Regions from separate parts of the Homo sapiens genome. Here region 1 is linked to region 2. Evidence: chromatin loops called from intact Hi-C (ENCODE). Cell type or tissue: CD14-positive monocyte. All regions are shown on one strand. Links, peaks and the distances in the headings refer to the core of each region. The heading gives the core; the rest is flanking DNA. Region 1 overlaps LOC124904244 (a long non-coding RNA gene). Region 2 overlaps RAB31 (RAB31, member RAS oncogene family).

Region 1 (11,965 bases), core at 2,178-10,177, 54 kb after region 2:
GACAATTCACAATTAAATTCCCCAGAAGAGCAGGAAGTTTGCCCTCGAGGTGCAGGCTTGTAGAGATTACTCAAATGGACTAAACTGTACAAAAGGCAGCCATGGACAAGTTACAGGTCCATTGTATCAGTATCCGTCCTTGACTCTGTATCCAAAGCAGAGTCTTCTATGTGGGCAGGGTAAAAAGAGGCTTCCCCAGAATCAAACAGTCCTGATCACAATATCTCCCTGCCCTCAGATTTGCTAATCAGAAAACCACCCCTACACAGTTGCAAAGACACCTCCCCCAAGGCCTTCGCCAGCCCTGAGGGCACCTCCACAGTGAAACATGTCCTTTTGGCTTTCCAGCTTGATTCCCAAAAGCCAGTCAAACCAGGGTGGAAGCCTCCACTGTGTTCTACATCCCGTGCAGTGAGTGGAGCTTTGTGAAGTTGCCTTAGATTGCTAAGGGCAGAACTGTGCCCAGACAGAAATAGGCAAACCGAATTTCTCTTGTGTTCCCTTACTCTTTTTCATGACTGCTCTCATTCTGCTCTCTTCTCCACTAGCCCGGGTGTCTGGGACGCTTGCGTCGTTTCTAGGCTCTCCCAAAAGAGTCTCGTATCCAGCCCTTCCCTCCCTGAGAATCGCCCCAGTCTATTTGTCCTTCTCCCCTCCCCTAGTTCTGTTAAAAATGACCTCATTTGTGTCTCATTCTGATCAGGTCTTGGGCTCTTCTTTACAAAGTGGCAATCCTAGTCTGTCAACTGACTCGTGTTCATGGGTTTATACCCTCTTCCCAGCCAGGTCACCCCTGAGCTTAAACATGGCCTCATGAAAACCAGGTCCCCATGATCACCCTAAGGTAACCTACAAAGCTCTAGCCCTGGAAGGCAGGAAGATGACTGCTGGGAGACATATTTTAAGAGTGACACGTCAGAGGCAGCTCTCGACTTTTTAAAAAAGTGCCATGTTCTCTATTGTTACACTCTATGATTACTGTACTAAGGGCCCATCCTGACTTCTCTGGAATTTTCTGCAAATATGTAGTTCTGGTGTAACTTCAGCAGGGGTAAAAATTCAATGGTACATAACTGACAATTTATCAAATTAAGAAATAGAACATGCAAGTTTTTCTTATAAGAATTTTGTAACGTAAATGGTCATTGTGCTAATTCAGACCTCAACTTCTCTGCTGCTATAAAGTCTCCAACAGAAAAAGCCAGTAATGGTCATAAAACTGATCATGTTTTTTGATTCAGGAAATCCTTTTTTGAACAATAACATACAAAGACGAAAAGTAAACAAAGCTGCCTGTTTGAATATAAACACATATGCAGACAAAAAAAACAAATAAATGGGTTAGAGAAACAACAACAAAAAAATTACATCCATGGAGGTAAAGGGAGGATTGTTGCGTTAATTGTAACTCAAACCTCTTAACACTTGAGGAATGATTAAGCAAGCTAGGGTGTCGTTACTGGGTATATTTGATGGTGTACAATAGTATATGTTACTTAGATATTAAATGAAATGTGTATACTATGTAGATTTATAGAGACGTTTATAGTAAATAAGGTTCTGTGAAAATAATATGACTCAAAATGTTAAATAGGATAAGCAATATAAATGTGTCACAACGCCCTGGAGTGCAGGCTGATCCCTGGAGACCAGTACTGAGTCATCTGGTCTGCTCAAGGGCCAATTAAGGAAAGATAAAAATGTTTACAAACCTTGTTTTTCATAATTTATCTTTTTTATGGAACTATAGTGTCTGCAATATCAGTTAAACAGCCTTTTAGTATTTCTCATTTATGTAACAACTCCTTCCTTCCTTCTTTCCTTCCTTCTTTCCTTCTCTTTCTGAAACTTTCTAAATAGCATGTGCTACCTAACCTTATTTGTAACCCACGCCCTTTAAACAAATTTTGAGGAGATGAATCCTGGACATACCAGGGTAGGAAAGGGATTTGAGGGATTTAGAAAAACAGAGGTGAGTGGACCCCACAATTCACCCACAGACTTGAAAAAGGAGACAATAGCTGGAGGGGGGAGGCTGGAAACTGAAGGAGCCTGTCTGTGGGAAAGGGAGCGTCCCTGAGAACCCCAAGGAAGGTGGCTGCTCGGTGGAGGGGCTATTAGGTAAGCGGATAGAAACTGCACAGCCTCCTTTGCAATTCCAGATGTCTTCATGTGGAAAGTGTGGTGACATCTTAGATGGGAGATGGGGAGGGTGGGGGCTCGCCTCCTCATCGTCTCCATCGCCTCAAATGGGAGTGCTCAGAAGTGTTCCAGAACAAGTAGACAGCTCTCACTGAAGACAGGGAAGGCTCTGTTGGGATCTCACAAAGGATTGGTGTCAGGTGATAATGTTTAAATTTTCCAGATTCCTGAGAGCCAGCACTGGGCAGCTTAAGCCATCCTCAGCATCCAACTGGCCTCTTTACTGACACTCCTGCCTAGCAACCTCCACTGTCCCTTGGATCTCTGGCTGAGCTTAAAGTGTTGGGTTAAAAGAAAATAAGCAATAAGATATATATTAACACCTCCCATGGAAGGTAAACGGATTGATTCAGCTGTGACCACCTCCCGAAAGCCCTAAGTAACATGTAATTCAGTCAGTCCTGTTCATTTTCATTGCTTACTTGTAAAACTGAGAAATTAAACTACAATGATGCAGATCAAAGTCACCACAACCCCAGTTTCGTTTCATAGACTGTCTTGGGTTATTTCTTCTGGCGAGTCAGAAGTTTTCCTGCAATTGCTCAGAGTAATACACGGAGTTTAGGATTTCTTTTTCTTAAAAGGAGTTGTGTTTCACTTTTTTGTACCTTGATATTATTTGCTCTCAAACTAAAAATTGGTTTAATTTTAGATGTTGGCAACGATTCTCATATCACAGGGATTTCTATGTTTAGCTGTTTACCCACCCATTCGGCAAATAGCAGACACTGACTGTGCTAGACACTGGAAGAATGACCAATGGCGGAAGAAGACCCACGTTGACGTCGAGCTATAAAGGAAAGAGACAAACATATAAACAGGAGACTATTGTATGATGTGAAATGTCTGAGGCTTGGTGTAGTTGCTTCATTTTTGTAGATCTTCTTATTCAAGAAATGGGTATAAATTCCAGAGATGCCAAACCTTGAATTCAACTGAAATCAACCCCCAAGTAAAGGAGAAGATGATCAGGATGGTTGGAGTTTGAACCTAGTCAACTGGTAGGTGAGTGTGTGTGTTTGTGATGGGGGGAAAATAGATTTGTGTTTTGTTTGAATTCCCAAGACTGCCCTAGATAAGGAAGAACCTAATGCAGACTCTTCCTAATCTGAAGTGCCTCTAAGAATATCTGCGTACAAGTTGAGTATCCGTCATCCAAAATGCTTGGGACCAGGAGCGTTTTTCCGATTTTGGAATATTTGCATTATACTTACCAGTGGAGCACCTCTAATCCAAAAATCCCGAATCCAAAATGCTCCAATGAGCATTTCTTTTGAGCATTGTGTCAGCAGTCAAAAAGTTTCGAATTTTGGAGCATTTTGGATTTCAAATTAGGGATGCTTAACCTGTACTAAGAGTACTGAACTACTGTACTAAGTATTTAATAGTTAACTGAGTTGCCTTAAGGCTCCAATTACATTAGAACTCTTGCAAATTTTATTTCTACTGAGGTTATTATTGTTAAAAAAACAAAATTTCAACAACGTTAAAGATTTAATTGGCTTTTATTACTGATTAATGAATCAGGCAGCATCCCATCCAAAAATTGAGAAAATGTGCTCCAATGAGCTAGGGAAAAGACTTGACTTTATAGGCAGGAAAGGCTGAAGAAGCAGAAACAGGGAACGAAAGGTAGATTGGCGTTTCAGAGTTACTTCCCTTGCAGGGTTAAAGCATGGGGGACTTCCTCATCAAACCTGCTCAGGTAAACTGGGCCCCTTCTGATTAGCTGCTGTGCATCTCCTATTTTTCTGAAAAGCTGCCCTTTTTAAAGTTCCGTTGGACAGCCTGGCACCTAGCAGGAGTGACTCCATTCTGGTTTGGTCTGGTCCGTTGGGCCTAGTGTAAGAGTTCAGTCCTCCCATAAATTTTATTTAAGATTATTCTTGAACTACTATTCTCCTTGCTATTCATGGGCTTTCCCAATTACCAATATAACAGAGCCTGTTCTGAATCATCCATAATCCAATCCTTCGCATAGCATATATTCTGCACTCTGAAAATATGTGGTGAGTGGGTGGGTGAGAGAGTGAGTTCACCGACCCGACCGATAAATCCCAAGCATGGAGGGTAGAAAGGGCCCTCTGACATCAGACGGAACCAAGTTTACATGCAGGCTCCTTTATGCCCAGTTTGTGTGAATTTAAGGAAGTTATCTGAGTCTCTTCAACCTGTAGTTCCATCCTCTGTCAAAGATGGATACTGAAAGGCTGTTGCATTATTTTGGGGGAGGGTTACACACAATGCTGTGTGTGCGTGTGTGTGTGTGTGTGTATGTGTGTGTGTGTGTGTGTGTGAATAGCAAGTCCAGAACATCCCAGTTTGCATGGGACTGTCCAGGTTTTAGCCCTGATTGTATGGGACTGTCCAGGTTTTAGCCCTGATTGTCCCGCATTCTGGGAAACTTCAGTCGCAGGTGAACTGCAATTGTTGTTACCTTGTCCCCTTCCCTAAGCCCATAAAACTGTTTTGGGTTGTTACTATCCATTAAAAAGGAAGTGCTGACTTCCAAACATCCTCACTTCCTTCCTCAGTTTTTCTGAATGTAAAAACGACTCCACATTTAGAAAACAGCGTAACTACTTCATGCATAGCTATGCACATCTAAATTACTTATGATTCTCCATCTTATACTCAGTTCACGTGGGAGGCTTAAATATGCAAATTCTAACTTCAGCTAAGTAACCATTGTTTTACTGAAAGACATACTGGGTCTAAAAAAGGAACAAAAATAGGAAATAAGAAAAGAGGGCTTGGTTTCCCAGTCTCCTGGTGGGGCCCCAGCCCCTTTTGTGGCCCTCTCCTGACTCCCCGCCCTTCCCCTCCTGCACACTTGTGTTCAGTGTCATATTCTTCTACTGAACTGAACCTTACCCTAAGAACCAACCCTCAGTAGCTCTGGTAGAGGGCATTTTAAGGACTTTAAGGCAGAACCCTCCCTTGGGTAAAGATTTGTAGGAAGCTGGCCTTCCTCCAGACAGTTCTTCCCCTAGCCCACATGTGGTTCCTGAGTTTCAGGCTATGGAACCTCCCCTGGTTCTAGTGTCAGCAGATGTTCAAAAGTGGGGCATCAAGATTAGTCAGTGGCAGGCCGGGCGCGGTGACTCACACCTGTAATCTCAGCACTTTGGGAGGCAGAGGCGGGTGGATCACCTGAGGTCAGGAGTTCAAGACCAGCCTGTGCAACATGGTGAAACATCATCTCTACTAAAAATACAAAAATTAACCAGGCGTGGTGGCGGGCACCTGTAATCGCAGCTACTCAGGAGGCTGAGGCAGGAGAATCTCTTGAACTCAGGAGGCAGAGGTTGCACAGAGCCAAAATCACGCCATTGCACTCCAGCTTGGGCGATAGAGTGAGACTCCGTCTCAAAAAAAAAAAAAAAGATTAGCCGAGGGTTTACTGTGGGTAGCCCAAGGACAGAGGGGCCCTGGCTCCATTTCTCCTAAATGGGGGAGGAAGCGGGGAGAAGGAAATGCAGATTTACTCTCAAAAATCACAGGGAGAAAGACTGACAGGTTCGACCACCAAAAAGTTAACACTTGCTTAATGGAAGAAATATCATAAACACAATTTTTAAAACTACAATCTGGGAAAATATTTGGCATAAATATGACTCGGTTAATAATCAATATAGAAAGAACTAATAGATTATTATTTATCATTATTATTTTTTACAAAACCACCAAGGTCCATTAGGAAAAATGAGCAGATGCAATCAGGGAGTTCACAAGTAGGAAATGCATGTATGAAGAAGGTGTTCAATTTCACAAGTAAGTAAACATACAGATTAAAGCATCAAGAAATAATTTTCGGCTGGGTGCAGTGGTTCACACCTGTAATCCCAGCACTTTGGGAGGCCAAGGTGGGCCTTGAAGCCAGGGGTTTTGAGACCAGCCTGGCCAACATGGTGAAACCCCATCTCTACTAAAAACACAAAAATTAGCCGGGCGTGGTAGTGCATGCCTGTAATCCCAGCTACTCGGGAGGCTGAGGCAGGAGAGACTGCAGCGAGCTGAGATTGCACTACTGCACTCCAGCCTGAGCAACAGAACAAGACTGCCACCAAAAAAAAAAAAAAAAAAAAGATTTTTTCACTTATCAGCTTATCAGAGTTGTAAAACCTAAAGCTCCGTGCTGGTTAGCGGAACAGAAAGGAGAAGGCCCGGTCAGGCTGCTCAAACAATAATAAACTGCTCTTTTAGAATCAGACTGTCTGACTTTATATATGTTCATATCCTGACAGCCATTCTCTGTCACGTGGGTTCCTTCACATATCTTTCCCCCAATGCAATATTTATTTTACTCTCCATGAACAAAATTAGGTTCTGGTGGGTGTGAGAGATAAGGAATCTGAAAGCTCCCTGCTGGTTGCCAAATGTAAATTTGCATATAGAGGATAAGGAAGGGAAGAAAAGGAAACTTAAACGGAAGGTTTAAGGATTATCTAGGAGTACTCTTCTCTTTTGACTGTGAACGTCTGGAAGCAAGCTTGATGCAAGTAACCACAGCAACACTTATTCAGTGTTAATTACTAGCTAAGTACCAGGTACCCATGGGCCCTGCCAGGCTTCTTATGTCAAAGATGTCACTGTCCCCCTGCCTAAAGGAAGGTGTCATTGTTCTTGAAACTGAGGCAGAGTCCCTGCAAAGATCTGCCCTGATGGGCCACAGACAGGCTTTAAGCCCATGCACTTCAGTAAACATGTAAATTACCATCCCATGCGTTCAGTTTTTAGTTTGAGGCCTTACTGAGGATATGCAGGAAAAAAATGTTGAACAGACTGGGAAATAAAATATCAAAGCTTGACATAGAGAATCAGCTGCAAAGATGAGCAGGTCAGTGCTGGCTGGCATAATCACACACACACTGGTCCTATTTCTCCCTGTTGACTGGAGGGGATTCAGAAAATACATTTTGGTATTTTCCCTGCAGGGCTGAAGAATTTCTCCCAAAGAGTAAAAATAATAAATATTTGTAGAACATGTGAGATCACGTCTGTGAAACACATTTCCCTCTCAACTAGGTTATTTTTCGTGCCCTACAGTTCTTACCTAAAGAGTAAACAGCAAACCCAACAATTATATATATATATATATATTTTGAGATGAAGTCTCACTCCGTCATCCAGGCCAGAGTGCAATGACACAATCTTGGCTCACTGCAACCTTCGCCTCCCGGGTTCAAGGGATTCTCCTGCCTCAGCCTCCCAGGTAGCTGGGACTACAGGCATGCGCCACCACGCCCAGCTAATTTTTGTATTTTTTAGTAGAGACAGGGTTTCACCATTTTGGCCAGGATGGTTTCGATCTCTTGACCTCGTGATCTGCCTGCCTCAGCTTCCCAAAGTGCTGGAATTACTGGCGTGAGCCACCGCACCCAGCCTGTGATGGTTACTTTTATGTATCAGCTTGGCTAGGCCATAGATATTTCATCAAACATTATTCTAAGTGCTTCTGTGAAGATAGCTTACATGAGACTAACATTTAAATCAGTGGACTTGCAGTAAACCAGGGTATTCTGCTAATGTAGGTGGGCCTCATCCAATCAGATGAAAGTCTTTTTTTTTTTTTGACATGGAGTCTCACTCTGTCACCCAGGCTGGAGTGCAGTGGCGTGATCTCAGCTCACTGCAAGCTCCGCCTCCCAGGTTCACGCCATTCTCCTGCCTCAGCCTCCTGAGTAGCTGGGACTACAGGTGCCCGCCACCACACCCGGCTATCAGTTGAAGGTCTTAAGAGAAAAAGACTGACCTCCTTAGAGGAAAAGGGAATTCTGCCAGCGGAGGGCCTTCAGACTCAAGCTGCAGCAGCAACTCTCCCAAGAGCTTCCAGCCTGCAGCCTGCCCTGCAGATTTTGGACTTGCCAACCTCCATAATAGCATGAGCCAATTCCCTAAAATCAATCAATCAATCTATCTATCTATCTATCTATCTATCTGTCTATCCGTCTATCTATCTATTCATCTCCCATTAGTTCATGCTTCTCTAGAGAACCCCAATTAATACAATATTCAGCTAATATTTTTTGCCCTGAATCCCCCACTCAGGATGCACACATATGGGTTCTGACTCTGCTCTCCCAAATATGAATTAGGTACTGCTATGTGCCAGACATGCAGCCAGGAGCTAGAGATGCAAAAGGTCATCGAGGAGTCCTGGCCTCAGGAAGCCTGCAGTCCGAGCTCACCTCTGCACCCTGACCCTTTTAGGAAATAGGCTGTTTCCCAGACTTCTGTTGCTGTGGCCCCGGTGTGAGAATTCATGTGTATAAACACGGACTTGGTCCCATTAATGTTATGAGGAAAGGGCAGTAATAATTAAAAAATAAAAATAAAAATGTGAGAAGACAGATCCAGGTCCAAAGCAGAAAAGCTGTGGTCCATAAGGTTAACCTAGTGCCCACGAAGTGGCAGAACCAGAAAGAAGGGCCAGGTGGAGAGGCAGAGTTAAGTCAGAGCTGAAGACGGTGGTTCAGAACAGAATAGCAAGGCCAATGAGTGGGGCTGTGGGCCCGAGGGGAGAAGGCCACACTTTGGGGAGATTTCACTGACCATGCTATCACCTGTCCAGGTCCTTGTCTGGATGCATTATCTAGCCTAATCCCAGGGCATGATCCAGAGAAAAGAAATTAAAAAGGCATTACTTCCTTACTATCCAAGAGATTTGAGAAGGAGGGCTGTAGCTCAGACCAGGAATAGAAAACAGGTGTATCTAGAAAATGGAAAAGAAACAATATAAACACCTGGTGTGTTAAACCAGCCCCAGCAGGCCACAATAACAAGATGTGCTTGCACCAGGATGTACCCTAGATGCTCAGAAAATATTTGTTGAGAAAAATGAATGGAATCATACAATATGTGTCTTTTTGTGTCTGGTTTCATTCACTTAACATAATGTTTCCAAGGTTCATCCATGTTCTAGAATATATTCACACTTCACTCCTTCTTATGTGATACTGGTTTAAACTCTACTCTTGGTCGGACGAGATGGCTCACACCTGTAATCCTAGCACTTTGGGAGGCCGAGGTGGGTGGATCATTTGAGGTCAGGGGTTCGAAACCAGCCTGACCAACATGGTGAAACCCCATCTCTACTAAGAATACAAAAATTAGCTGGACGTGGTGGCTGTGTGCCTGTAACGCCAGCTACGTGGGAGGCTGAGGTGGGAGGATCGTTTGAACCCAGGAGGTAGAGGTTGCAGTGAGCCGAGATCATACCACTGTCCTCAAGCCTGGGCTACAGAGGAAAACTCCGTCTCAAAAAAAAAAGAGAAGATTTTAAATTCTATTCTTCTGTTCAAAACTCTTGTACACCTTCCCATTGCCCATCCAAGTAAAGTCTAAACTCTTTAGCATAGCATTCACTATTCTACAGAATCCCACCTACCCACCTTCCCTGCGCCAACCCACCCTACCTTTTGGTCTCTGTACCTTTGCCGAAGTCCCAAATCTCTGGACATCTAAATTGGTGATTCTCGAAGCATCTCGAGTCTCCAAACCAGGCTCGGCAGAAACAGTTTGGGAACATTTTATCAATATCCTGCCGGGCAGCAAGCCATACTGCTCGCTGAGAGACGGTTACAAGCTCAAATATGCAGGCTTCTCCTTAGACTACTGATTTGGAAACTGGACTCTGTGTGTTCACAAGCCCTCCAGGTAATTCTGATGTACAGTAAAGTTGGAGAAGCATTGGCCTACATCACAGCACTCCTCAATGTCTAGTTTATATGCGGCTTCTTCAAGCCTCCCTGCTTTCTCTTTCCTCTGCCCAGTTCAGAGTATTCCCATTGGACATTTTCATTCCTCCTTGAGAGGATTTCCACATTTTACACTGTGTCATGGTTGTGTCTCCATTATTAGACCTCAGCTGTGTCATTTCTTTCATCTAGACACTGAGAAGGAGGTTGGACAAGATGCCATTGAAGGTTGCCTCCAGCTGAAATCCTGGGGATGAGCTCATGGAGGGCAGGCCTGGCCCTTCTCCTATCTCCCATTGCACATCATGCCTAAAACATGGCTCCCAAGTTGCCCGTGACAAACTGCCACCAATCTGCAGCAAAATGAGAGGGGGGACAAGTAATGTGATAAACTTTTCTTGGCAGGAAATGTATCCAATTATATTATTCTGAGAGTATTACTTTCCTACTTGGGGGTATGAAAATGTCATTTCTAGGCCAGGAGCGGTAGCTTACATCTGTAATCCCAGCATTTTGGGAGGTTGAGGCAGGTGCCTGTTGTAAACTGTCTCAGAGCCGTAGCTCAGAGAAGGTCAGAGAAAAAGAGAAAACACAGCACAAACAGAGAAGGCCCACCACCGGGACTGTCAGGTTTTGAAGGGAAGGCGAGGGTGAAAGAAAGACACACACAGAGGGAGAGGGCAGCTTAAACAGACACCTGCAGAAGTGGGGACCAGCTTAACACCAGAGCCCACCACTGCTTACAGGCCGGGGATACTTATAAGTATGGGTGGAAGGGGTCTGGGCAGTATGGCTTGCTGCCTGGCAGGATGTTGATAAAATGTTCCCATGATGAGGCGGTTCTGGCCCTTGTTCTGGCAGAATGTGGTGTTCCTTGCCCTTTCTCCCAGCAGAATATGATAGGGGTGTTTCTTTAGTTGGGTCTTTGCCTGTCTGCCTTGTGGTCAGGTGGTTAGGCAGGATGTTTCTTGTGGCCCAAACCCTTGTGAAATGTTTCACTTTGACCAAGGTCTGCAAAATAGCAGGGAGCTTACAAAATGGTGCAGTTTGGACTAACAGGAATAATGAGGACCTGCCACATGCACACGCAGGGCATTCTGAAAGCATGCAAACCTCCTGCCTTCCAGCCTTGCGACGTAACTCACACACGCGCCAACTAGAACTAAGGAGACAACTGTTGAGTGCCTTTTGAGAATTAACAGATAAAGTGTCTATGGAAATCCCTGAAATTTGCTTTAATCCTAATGCCTGGGCCCATTCCAGCAGAGATCAGCATGTTGGACCCCACCAGAGATTAAGCAAAAGGAAAGACAGGCTTAGCAGGAAGGGCGGGACAGTTGTCATCCTCCCAGCCGCCGTCGGGGCCAGCCACAGACTGTGTGTGGTGTTTCTGTTTAATTGTTTGACACACTGAGTGTACCATTCCAAAGTGAGTCCAATTTTTCCTATTTATTCCTTTTTCTATATTTACAGAGTCATAAGTTAAAGAATCTTATAGCAGATGCTTTCATGAAGACTCTGCCCAGTTCAGAAAAACTCTTTCCTCCGAAGAATGCTCCTTCTAAAAAAAAAAAAAAGGGGGAGGGTGGGGCAGGAGACCTGGCAGATACTGCTTTACTACTACCCCAACTGCTTGGCCACAGGTAGGCATGGGTAAATGTCTGATCCAAGGCACACCAGTGAAATTCTCTTGCAGGAATTTGGACCTGAGGTCCTGAGGGTCCACTTGGCTTCTATGTGCAACTGGAACTAAGGTGATGTAGACTCAGGTGCTGTGGGGTGGGTCTCAGGCATGAGGTGAGAGAGGGCCTGGAGCCAAAGTGCAGAGAGAGACACAGATGTGTGACCCTGTGGGAGCAAGAGTCTGAGGACACGGCTGTCATTGGTGCCTCTCATGAAGACAGCCACATCCCCTCACTGAGGATCTCTGAGCCACTCATGAAATGCCTAACAGGTCCCCTTCACTGAGCATGTCACTGCAATGCCGTGGAGACACCACAGGGCCCCACAGGTAACCTAGCACCATGCTAGTCCTGGCACCTTGTGGCTGACCAAGAAATATG
Region 2 (11,965 bases), core at 1,354-9,353:
AAAAGAAAAGAAAGAGAAGCTCATTTCATTAAACGAATTCTAAAGCACCAGAGAAAATGTGGAAGATGCATATCTTTAACCCAGGTTAAAAAAATAAAATTAAAATAATCTTTTTCAAAAAAATGGAAATGTGGAATAGCAAAGCCTTCAACGCAAGGCAAGAAACAGGGACCATTTACCCACCCTCACACTTCCCGAGAACGTGCTCACGGGGACCACCTTAGTCTGGTGCCCCCTTTTCTCACCATGTTGTCCCCTCTGAAGTGGACACAATCCTGATAACTCATGCATCATCTGTCAGAGCCCCCAGCACCCCAAGATCCTCTGTGGTGCTTTCCCCTTATAAAAACTTGATGTCACTGACACTATTTCTACCACCATAGAGAGGCAAAATTAAACTTTCCATTCAAGTTGAGAGGCCCGACCATGTATGGAAACAGGTCTCGGGATAGCCTTGCCCTTTTCACCCCTCCTGTCTCTCTGTCTTGACCTCCGGCAAGCATATACCTTGTTGGTCCTCATCACCACACCTCTGGGATGAGGCTTAGAAACAGATCACAGACCTCAGGCATCCAATATCCCCCTAAATCATATGGAAACCTTTGTGAGCAGGTAATTTTTTTTTTTGGTGAGAGGGTCCCTCATGAGATTCGCAAAGCAATCTATGACCTAAATAGTTTTAAGATCTACTAGATAGGACAGGTGCTGTGGCTCACGCTTATAATCCCAACACTTCGGGAGGCTGAGGTGGGAGGTTTACTTGAAGCCAGGAGTTTGAGAACAGCCTGGACAACATAGCGAGACACTGTCTTTATGAAAAATCAAAAAATTAGCCAGGCATGGTGGCATGTGCCTGGTGTCCAAGGTACATGGGAGGCTGAGACAGAAGGATTGCTTGAGCCCAGGAGGTTGAGGCTGCACTACACTCAAGCCTTAGTGACAGAGCAAGACCTTGTCTCAAAACAAAAACAAAAACAAAAAGACCCGCTGTATAGATAAATGTCCTCTAAGTGCCCTCCGCTCTACATAGCCGAGCCGCCATGTTTCAGGCCACCTTCCTCATGTCTGAACGTCTATTCCCAAGGCAGCCCTGGGTCCAAACCCTGGGAAGGACAAAGCTACTACTGCTTCTCCATCTCAAAGCCGCACACTGCTTGATCTCAAAGATTATCAATTCTGTCTAATCTTCTACTGCCCTACTTCCTGTCCCACCCAACAGAGCACGCTGGTTGAATTCTGCAGACGTCGTCAGTTACACTGTCTTGCGGTCCCAGCCACTGTGCTGCACTTTCAGAGCAAAGGCCTCGGCAGCGGTGGTCATTTTTGTAGTCACCCTTGCTTTTGTCCTCATGGGGAGATAGACAGGGGGATGGATGAAAGGTCATGCCACACTCGCACACAGCTGAGACTCAGAATCAGATGCACCAGACCATGTCTCACTTGTGTGACATTGGGAAGGGAAGCACATGGCTATTGCTGTAAGTCCCATGTGTCTACCCTCACAGGCTCCTGGTTCAGTGAGGAACACAGACAAGTAAACTGGGAAGTAGCATCGACTGTGACAAGTGCTGTGATGGGGATGCACAGGGACACCTGCCCGCATCTGACAATCAGGAAAGGCTTCATGGAGGCAGGGGCACTAAATCTGAAACCAAAAGGATGCACTAGCCCAGCAAAGAGACAGGCAGGACTGGTGAATGGAGAAGGGAAGAGGGGGGAGGAGAACACAAGCAGAGGCCACAGAGAAGGAAGGCTGTCCGAGTGAGTCAGCGTGGTCAGACATTTGGGGCTTTTCCCCCCAGGAGGCAAAGAAGCCAGCACCTCCCCATGAACATGTGGATGGAGGGGCCTGGGTTATGCTTTCCACTCCCCCATCCTGCTGATCCCACTCTGACTGGAATGAGCTGGTTCCGTGGTGAGCAGGTCATTTTGCAAACCGACTGCCAAAAGCCAAGGGAACTGAGAGGTCGAAGAAAGAGGCAACAAATCCAGTTTCTCAGAGAGCAACATTTAATGGGACGTATGAACAGGAGCCGCGTCTCGGGTGGCCCACAGGCGAAATGGGGGATCCCTGTGCTACCATCCCCAGGCCCAGGGCTTACGCACCACAGGGGGACAGTGTCCGTGCTTCAGAAGGGATGTGCGGAACAACTGCTTTACAGCAAGATTTACGGTAAGTACGATAACATCAAGGTTGTTTTGACCTAAGGACAAGATTTATGGTAAGTACATGCTCTTACACAAGGAAGAAGATGAAATAGAAATCTTAGAGGCATTGCCAGAACTGGAGTTAATCAGAAGCCGACATGATGGATTAGCATCCAGGATGGAGTCATCTTAGCCCTCCACAGGTGGCCTCAAAGAGGGCCTCTCGCCCTCTGCCCTAACCCAGTGGCTCTATCTCCCTACTTCTGACATTCCTGCACATTCCCCAAAGGGGATCTGAAGCACACACATGAACACACACATACATGCACATGCATACATGTGCACACACATGTCCACACAGCCCACAGAGACACTGTTACACAGACCCAGCATGCGGTGTCCTGGATCATCCTAGGTTCAACGTGGCTAAAGCTAGGAACACCACTCACTTCCCAGAAGCCCCTTCTCCATAGAGTTCTGGACTAGAGTTGACCAAAAAAGGAATCTGCAGGAAGTAAAGACTGGGCATTACTCTCTGAAGGTCTTTAGCACACAGAGATGACAAGGTTCCCAGCAGAGCCCCACTTGTCCCCACTCCTCTCTTCTGTGTCTGACTCTTCTCCCAACAGCGGTCCTCCCAATGTAGGGTGTAGAGGCAGGAGCTACGCAGAGCAGTGGCTGCCCGCAGGCACCTGCTCCATGTCCCCACTGCAGGCCGGCTTCCCTGCTGGGCACCTCTGGCTTCTCAGAGCTTCCTTGAGAGCCACAACCATCCACCATGCCGGGTGCTGCTGTTTTGAGATGTTTCTCTGATCTTCGGGCTCTGACTCCCAGGCATCCCCTTCCCCAGCCACCCACACTGGTATTAAGTGGGATTACTGTAATAAATTCCTTTTCCCATAACACTCAGAGTAGCTCTGCTTCCTGACTGAACGCCAACTCATACTGACATGCCCACCAAGGAGAAATAACCCAGAAACAAGAGAGGAATGAATGTACTGCAGGCTAAGACGTAAACTCTGGTAGGAGCATGTCAGCTAAACCCATAGTGCAGAAAGGCACCAATCAATCAGAACAGACTCCTAAACTTATACAACTGGAGCCAAGGGCACCATCAGTTACTTCGTTAGGGAGTTTGAACTTTGTTCTGAGGGCAATGGGAGCCAATGAGACCACACAGTGGTGGAATTTTAAGAGGACTGGAGGAAAGCAAAACTGGAAACAAAGGCCATTTAGGAGCTGTTCATTCATTTGCTGCATTTTTATTGAGCACCTACTACGTGCCAAGCATTATCATAGATGACAGTGGCCTGATTTAAAGTACCAGAGTCTATCGTATCAACACTAAGACTCCACAATGACAGCTTGGCTTACATTCCATGCTCACTTCTATAGAGCAGACAAAAGAAACAGTTCATAAATCCCAACCATAATAAATTTGAAAAGTCAGCATCCTCAGACCACTCACAAATATGAATTAATGCTCAAGGCTTTGCCGACTGCCAAGCCAAGGTCCTGTGCAATACAGTTAACTGCTGTAATCTCTTAATCAGGGCACTAGATTACAACAGATGTGATTTAATCAAATGAGATATATGCACACTTGCAAACTGTACAGAGAAGAGCAAGCAGTCAATACACTTCCACATTATTTATAAGCTGGGGATATTACAGTCTGCCCACAACTTACCTGCTTTCCTGACTCTACACTGTTCTAGTTAAATAATAATGGTTTTTGACTCATGATGTATTAGGAATTGTCTTATACTCATGAAGGTTAACTATATCAGGGTCTATACTTGATCGCACTGCATGAGGAAAGGAATGTGGAAGCAAGGGAGGGAGTACAGAGTTTGAGAAAACCCTAACTCCCTATCTACTGCATCCCCACAACTACCATGCTCACATGACCTTCTCATGGTTTAAAGCTTCTCCAATCATCCAGCACTTCTGCAAGTATTTAACAGACATTACAAAATATAAATAAAAGTCATCAATGAATTTCCAACTCAAGGGAAATTACTAAGCCCTCATCTTCAATCTATGCTCTTTGGAGAAAAATGCTAAAATATTACTCTTAGTTTAAGAAATTTTACCAGGAAACACAAGGCAGCCTAAACCACAGCTGCCAGAAGAATCCACGCCACATTGCAGCCTCTGAGCAGAGGGCAGCAAAAGCCCCCACTTCCTCTTCCATTGTCCAGGCCTCCTGAGGTCAGAGATGAGGCACGCTAGCATCTTTCATTCATTCAAAGGAGAGAGGGGGTGTGACGGCTGGGACTGACAATGAAAACAGAGACAGCCTCACATGTGGACAAACCTCCTGGTAACAACCTAAATCCATGTACTGCTGCCATGAGGCCATGGAAATTCAGTCTCTGGTTCCTGGACAGTGTCCTCAACTGTTCCCCAGCCCAAGAAGAGCTGAAGCTCAAAGAGGAGGGCAAGTGACTGCAGATCAGCTCCTTACTGCTATGCTGGATATCACAGCAATGAGCTAAAATTGACAGCGTGACATTAGTCCTCAAGTACAGCCTTAGCTTACCAAAAATGCCTCCAACTCCTCCAGCACAGAAAACTAATCTGAAACCTTGCTAGAGAGTACGAAGCTCCTGCTCACAGAGGGTAAGGCCAAGGGCACTGATGGGAACCTGGACTACAAAGCAGGCACATGTGGCCAGTTGGGTTGAAAATGCAGTAAAAAATGGTGACTAAGGGAAAAGTCAAGAGAAGGCAGTCACAGACATCAAGACAAAACGGAGCTAATGAGATTCCAAGTTCCACATCATGAATATCTATGAATTATTAAGACCACTAATCATGTTATTAGTAATGATGGTGATGATAGTTAACATTCTGTTAAGCTTTCCTGTATGCTAGACTCTTTTCATTTGCATCACCTCATTTAATCTTCAATCTAATTCTATGACAGACTTACTAGTGTGACGCCTTACAGTTGGGAAAACAGGCTGGGAAAACAGTTGGGAAAACCTGGTCTGTGCCTCAGAAACCCAAGCTGTAGACCTCCATACTGTACCTACTCCTGCCTCTTCACAAACACCATCTGGGCTTGCAATCCTGTGACAAGTGCCAGAGAGACAAGCAGGTATGGTAATGCCTTTATTCTTCCACTCACTAAACACATATTCCATGTCTAGGCCACACCAGGCACTGTGTTAGACATTGGAGATTCAACAGTACATACAGTTGTCCCTCGGTATCCTGGGGGCATTGGTTCCAGGACCTCTTGCAGATACCAAAATCTGAGAATGTTCAAGTCCTGATATAAAATGTTATAGTATTTGCATATAACCCATGCACATCCTCCTGTACACTTTAAATCATCTCTAGATTACTTATAATACCTATACAACATAAATGCTATGTAAATAGTTGTTATGCCATATTGTTTAAGGAATAATTACAAGAAAAAAGTCTGGGCTGGGTGCAGTGACTCACGCCTGTAATCTCAGCACTTTGGGAGGCCTAGGCAGGTGGATCACTTGAGGTCAGAAGTTCGAGAGCAGCCTGACCAACATGGTGAAACCCCGTCTCTACTAAAAATACAAAAATTAGCCGGGTGTGGTGGCGGGCACCTGTAATCCCAGCTACTCAGGAGGCTGAGGCAGGAGAATCTCTTGAACCCAGGAAGCAGAGGTTGCAGTGAGCCAAGATCGTGCCATTGCATTCCAGCCTGGGTGACAGAGTGAGACTCCATCTCAAAAAAAAGAGAAAAAAGTCTGTACTTGTTCAGTACAGACACAATTTTTTTCCCAGTATTTGAAATCCAAAGTTGTTAAGTCCACAAACATGGAACTCACAGATACTGAGGGCTGAGAGTACCTTATTGCATAAGCACGTAAGATGCACAAACAAGGACAAGATATAGTGCTAGACCTCAAGGTTTCAACAGGATGGAGTTTTGTTTTCAATTCCTCTTCATGACGCAGAGTGGCAGGAGCCCTGCACCCCTCCTGTCTTGGGTGGGACTACTTATGCCCAGTGGTGATGCACTTGGCACCGGATAGTTTTTCTCGGGCTTGGAAAAGATTCCTTACGCATGATACACTAGAACACGCCTTGCATCAGAAGTTCATGAGAAACTCAACAATGCCTTTTCTTCATCTTAACCTACCTATCTTTTAGGAATTACAGCTCGTAGAGCACAAACACGTTCATGGTTGTATTTGATCTTCTGATGACTCTGGGAGGTATCATCGTTCCCATTTTACACATTAAGAACTTGAGCCCCACCACAATTCACAGTCGCGCTACTTGTAGAAATGGGGTTAGAGCCAATTCCCATGCCTTCATCTCCTAGTACATACTTTCTTCATTGCTAAAAGACCTTCAAAAAAGCTTTACAGAATCCACACTGGACCAGGAGAGGCCTTCAAAAGCCAAGGAAGAAAAAAGCTCAGAGCCAAGGTATCTGTCTCCATCCATTTTCTGTTATTTATAGTACCTGAAACTGAGTAATTTATAAAGAAAAGTAATCTATTTCTTATGGCTACAGAGACTGAGAGTCCAAGGTTGAGGAGCTGCATCTGGTGAGGGCCTTCCTGCTGGTGAGGACTCTGTAGAGTCCCAAGGTGGAGCAGGGCATCACATGGCAAAGGGGATGAGTTAGCTCAGGTCTTTCTTTCTCCCCTTATAAAGCCATTAATGCCACTCCTGTGATAACCCATTAATCCCATTAATACCACTCCTGTCATGGATTAACCCATTCATGACAGTAGAGCCCTCATGACCCAATTACCTCCTACAGGCCCCACCTCTCAATATACTGGGAATTAAGTTTCAACGTGAGTTTTAGAGGGGACAAACATTCAAATCATAGCAGTATCACAAATAAAGCCATTCATTTCTTATAATTGAGCAACTTTGGTTAATTTTATATTAAAAATCATTTTATGCAAATAAGTATAGACAACTTAATAAGAATCCCACAGCACAGTCCCAGTCTTCTTTCTCATGATAATGTGAGAATATCAGTAAATGTTTGAAACATGAAATTCCACTGTACATATCTTAAGATCTATGGATATAAATCTCTTTAAGTTTTTTTGGAGTCAAGAAAGAAAATGTGTAGTATGTGTTTATCAAGATATGATCTGTGCCTTGTATGAACCACTGCATATTCCCACAGATATTCTGGATAAACATCCTATACGTAGTGTAGACATTCCATAAAGTAAAAGTCTCCAAACTTCTTTGATTGCACATCCCTAGTTGTAAAAGGGTTTGTGTGCATCCTCGAATATGTGTGTATTCATTTATAAATTGCGTACCTGTACTACTATACTAAAGTATCATAGAATATATAAAACATACAGAAATAGAAACTTTAGAAGAATGATGTTATATCAGTCAGGATCTGCTCAATACTGAGTCACCCAACACAGACGTCAATGGGATGCTGGAGCTGATGAAAGCTGCAGCTGCCCTCAGACCTCCAGGTTGCACAGTTTTGTCCATTTAAAGGGCCGAGCTGGGCCGGGCACGATGGCTCATGCCTGTAATCCCAGCACTTTGGGAGGCCGAGGCGGGCAGATCATCTGAGGTCATAAGTTCGAGACCAGCCTGGCCAACATGGCTAAACCTCGTCCCTACTAAAAATACAAAACTTAGCCGGGCGTGGTGGCAGGCACCTGTAATCCCAGCTACTCAGGAGGCTTAGACAGGAGAATCACTTGAACCCAGGAGGCACAGGTTGTAGTGAGCCAAGATCACACCACTGCACTCCAGCCTGGGCAACAGAGCAAGACTCCATCTCAAAAAAAAATAAATAAATAAAACAGCCAAGCTGGTGTCACAGACAGACATGTAATCAGTCAATGCAAGCACGGTGGAGAAAGGGCTCTCAGCATGTCCTTCCACGCAGAGGCTGGGAAACACACAGAAACAAAGCTGTATGAGTAGAGGCTGGAGGCAGCCTCTTTTACTCCCTACAGGAGAGTCAGCAAGGCGAGAGGAAGCTGGGTTGCAGAGAGGAGCTAAGCCAAGCAGCCAGAAGACAGCACTCTCAGGACTGCAAGGGATTCTAGTACAATCCCTGTCTTCCTGGGGCCCAGCTGTGTTCCTGCCTTTGGGTTGCAAGGGATGATGTTTTGCTCTGTTAACGGAACCTTGGGGTATGCTGTGACCCTCTGATGTTCTCTCATGGCTGGACAGCAGGCATCTAAAGCTTGACTCCCAAGAGGAATTGTCCCAAAGATTTTGTAGATGAGCCCTGGGCACGCCCCTTTCCATTTTGTCCCTTCACTTTGCCGTTACATCATTAAATGAACCACTTTTTTACGTGCACCAGCTCAAGTTTCTGCTACAAGTATTGTTTATATGTCTAACCATGACTTAATCATGTGCTGCTCTACCATTGCGGTTGGAGAGCAATACATCAAAAGAATGATGTCTCCTACCTAGAAATAAGTGGACATGCAGAGTCTGGGAAAGATTGCTGTGGCCCGATGTAAGGGCCTTGCCAACATCCAAGTCCTGCCTCTAGCCAAAGCACCAGGAGCACTCATTCAGCCAGTTATGCTCAGTGTATCAAATCTGCACCGCGGGCCAAGGTCATTGTTTAAAGGCACTGTTGCACATGCACTCAGCATTTCAGTTACAGAAAGCTGTGTGTATCCTCTAATCCATCAGAAAATGTTTGTTTTTACATTCTAGCTTTATAACTGACTGACTTTATTTTAAAAAGAAAAATGAACTTGCAGGGCTGAGGCAGGAGGATCACTTAGGCCCAGGAATTCAAGGCCAGCCTGGGCAACATAGCAAGACCTCATCACTACAAAAAATAAAAAATAAATAAATTAGACGGGCATGGTGGTGCATGCGTATAGTCCCAGCTACTCGGGAGTCTGAGGCAGGAGGACTGTTTGAGCCAGAAGTTCAAGGTTGCAGTGAGCTATGATCACACCGCTGCACTCCAGCCCGGGTGACCATGCGAGACTCTGTCTCAAAAAGACTAAAATTAAAAAACGAAAAAAGAAAAGAGGCATGAAAGAAAAATACATGTGCTAGGAAAGATGATGCCTCGTTCCAGGAGTGAAGTCATTCTGGTTTCCATCTGGACCCTTTGGTCTGTTCACGTTTTGACCCTGGGGAGCAACAGTACATTGCCCCCACTCCCCCGACACCCAGTTCTCTCTCAAGCAGGCAGGAAGATTGCAGTAGGATTGAGGCAACAAGGCCAAAAGTTTGCAGATGATAATTTGATCAGATGAACCAAAGGAAGTATGTTTCTTCACTTAGTGGTTTGGACAACTTCAGAGGTCAGGAAAAATATTGCAGACCTTCTCCGAACTCATAGCTTCAACTTCTGCTCTGCTGTGATCTGACTCTACAACCTCAGCACCTAATTTCAAACACTGGTTTCCTACCCATGAATCTGTTGTCTTATCCAAACTGGCACAAAGGCGCCTTTCCACAGTGCCCACCACACGTAAGAATGCACTGGCCAATCCGCCAGAGCAGTGCCCAGTTTTGCATGCAACTGCCGGCACCTCTCCCCCAGAAAAGGATTCATATATTTAAGAATGACTTCCCAGGGCCCCAGTGCATGCCAAGCCTGCATTTTTACAAGGCGGGATCCTTCTAGACGAATGTCCTTTTCTGCTAAATGGATCTAAATGGCAAACTGTATTGGCAGCGGCCAAGAACGCCAGGGTCAACCGGGACGCAGACAGCAGTATCCTGCTGTTTTGCTGACCTAAGGATAAAGGCAGCCCGAGTTTTCTATTACACTTCATCTTGATCCTAGATCCAAACCAGCTAGTTGTTTACACTCCCGCAAACCAGTTGCAGAAAGGCTGGCATCAGCGTGTTTCCCATTTCTTCCCTCTTCACAAAAGCCAGAACACAGATCCCGGTAGACAACCATCTCGCTGCCCACGCCTCCACAGAGTCACAAAATAGACTCACCCTGTACCTTTCGGCCTGTTCAAGGGAAGCCTGTTGGTTAGCTGCGGTTACAGCTACGTTTCAATCTGGAGCTGAGTTCAGGGAGATATGATGACACAGTGAGACAAAAAGAAAGAATGAATCAAAGGGCCCACTGGACGGAGGTCACGAGCTCAATTTTCTTGTCCCTGCTTTCATGCTGGGACCTGTTCACTTGTGGCAGGGCAACCCATAAAGCCTCAGTGTGCTGCTCTCTCATGTTGCATCCCAGAGGAACAACGAGGACTTTTCTCCCCTACAGGACAGAACCGTCTATAAAGACTTACTGTTGTGTGCAGTCCAAGCTATTAAAAGTATAGATTTTCTGTGCTCTGGACTAATATATCAAGAGCTAGTAGCCATTCATGGGAACAATTCTGCAAACCTCAATCATAACTGTTTCAGTCTTCTTGGTTCTTCCTTTTCTTTTCTAATTTAAGGAAGACAAAATCAAGAAAACCCAGTAAGGTAGAGCCCCTGGGAGACCGAAATGTGAAACGTAGGGCACACACACCTTAGGGAACTGGACCAGAAAACAGCAAAACATAGAAGCTATGTAAACTATAAATTACAATAAATCCCAGCTCTCCCACAAACTAACTGTGTAGAGGAGTAGAATTTTGTGTTGGTGAGAGCCTGGGCTCTGGAATCAGACACACAGAACTTAAATCTCTTCCTGGGTGTCCCTGCACTTCCGTTCCCTCCGCTCCCTCTGTTCCCTCTGTTCCCTCTGTTCCGTAAAATGGGGCAATGGTAGCACCTCCCTTAGAGGGCTGTGGTGAAGATTAACAATGACGACAATGTGTCCACAGCAGTTAGAACAGTGCTGGCACACAGCAAATGTTCAATAAGTGCTGATTATTATCGTGATGATGCAGCCACTTAAATGAATAAAGTACATCCTTAGGTGCTGATACGTGTGGAAAAGGCTTCAAGGTATATCAAGTGAAAAAAGCCATATGCAAATCTGTAATGATGCCTCTATTTTTTTAATTATGTCAGCATATGCACATAACCATAAAATGGTTCTTTGAAGAAAACAAACAGAAATCACAAGAATGCATTAACAGCAACTGTACTAAGTAGAGAAGCCTTCACTTTCCAGTCTGTACCTTTCTATACTATTTGAATCTTGTAATTCTATACATTTCTTATATTTATTTTTATTATTATTTTTTTTTGAGACAGAGTCTCGCTCTGTCGCCCAGGCTGGAGTGCAGTGGTGCAATCTCGGCTCACTGCAACCTCCACCTCCCGGGTTCAAGTGATTCTCTTGCCTCAGCCTCCCGAGTAGCTGGGATTACAGGCACATGCCACCACACCCAGCTAATTTTTGTATTTTTATTAAAGATGGGGTTTTACCATATTGGCCAGGCTGGTCTCGAACTCCTGAGCTCGTGATCCGCCCGCCTCGACTTCCCAAAGTGCTGGGATTACAGGCATGAGCCACCGCATCTGGTCCCCTTATATTTTTAAATATCAACAGATGTGATCTAAGTAGAGGAATTAGGATACAAATTTTACGTTCTTTAGGCTAATCTATATAAATGTAGCTTTTTTGTTTTTGAGACAGGGTCTTGCTCTGCCACCTAGGCTGGAGTGCAGTGGTGCAATCATGGCTTACTGTAGCCTCAACCTTCTGGGCTCAAGCGATCCTCCCACCTCAGCCTCCTGAGTAGCTGGGACTACCGGTCCATGCCACCATGCCTGGCTAATTATTATTATTTGGGGGTAGGGGGTAGAGATAGGGTCTCACTGTGTTGTCCAGGCTGGTCTCCAACTCCTGTGCTCAAGCGATCCTCCTGCTTCGGCCTCCCAAGGTGCTGAGATTACAGGCTTGAGCCACTGCACCCAGACAAATATAATGTTT

What was found. Hi-C counts contacts between places; a loop is a spot of excess contacts. Peaks named below come from ENCODE experiments on the same cell type or tissue, not always from the same donor. Only the 100,000 strongest peaks of a DNase experiment are listed, where the experiment ranks them.
Region 1: a loop joins it to region 2, with 1.9 times the contacts of the local background. A loop is called at or near these places in 11 of 110 quality-filtered maps.

The regions. Positions count from the first base shown.
Region 1 is chr18:9,695,116-9,707,080 of GRCh38, reverse strand. It overlaps LOC124904244 (a long non-coding RNA gene), which reads left to right. Exons shown (of 2, transcript XR_007066281.1): 1 at 1-3,207. Among named protein-coding and RNA genes, the nearest start is that of RAB31, 7.2 kb to the left of the region's middle. RefSeq lists a silencer at 9,129-9,331. In CD14-positive monocyte, for the core only: no CTCF peak of the experiment used is centred there; a DNase peak (open chromatin) is centred at 5,250; H3K4me3 peaks cover 1,069 bases; H3K27ac peaks cover 1,513 bases.
Region 2 is chr18:9,748,202-9,760,166 of GRCh38, reverse strand. All of the region lies in intron 1 of RAB31 (RAB31, member RAS oncogene family), which reads right to left. Among named protein-coding and RNA genes, the nearest start is that of RAB31, 46 kb to the right of the region's middle. In CD14-positive monocyte, for the core only: no CTCF peak of the experiment used is centred there; DNase peaks (open chromatin) are centred at 1,756, 4,356 and 6,056; H3K4me3 peaks cover 263 bases; H3K27ac peaks cover 7,871 bases.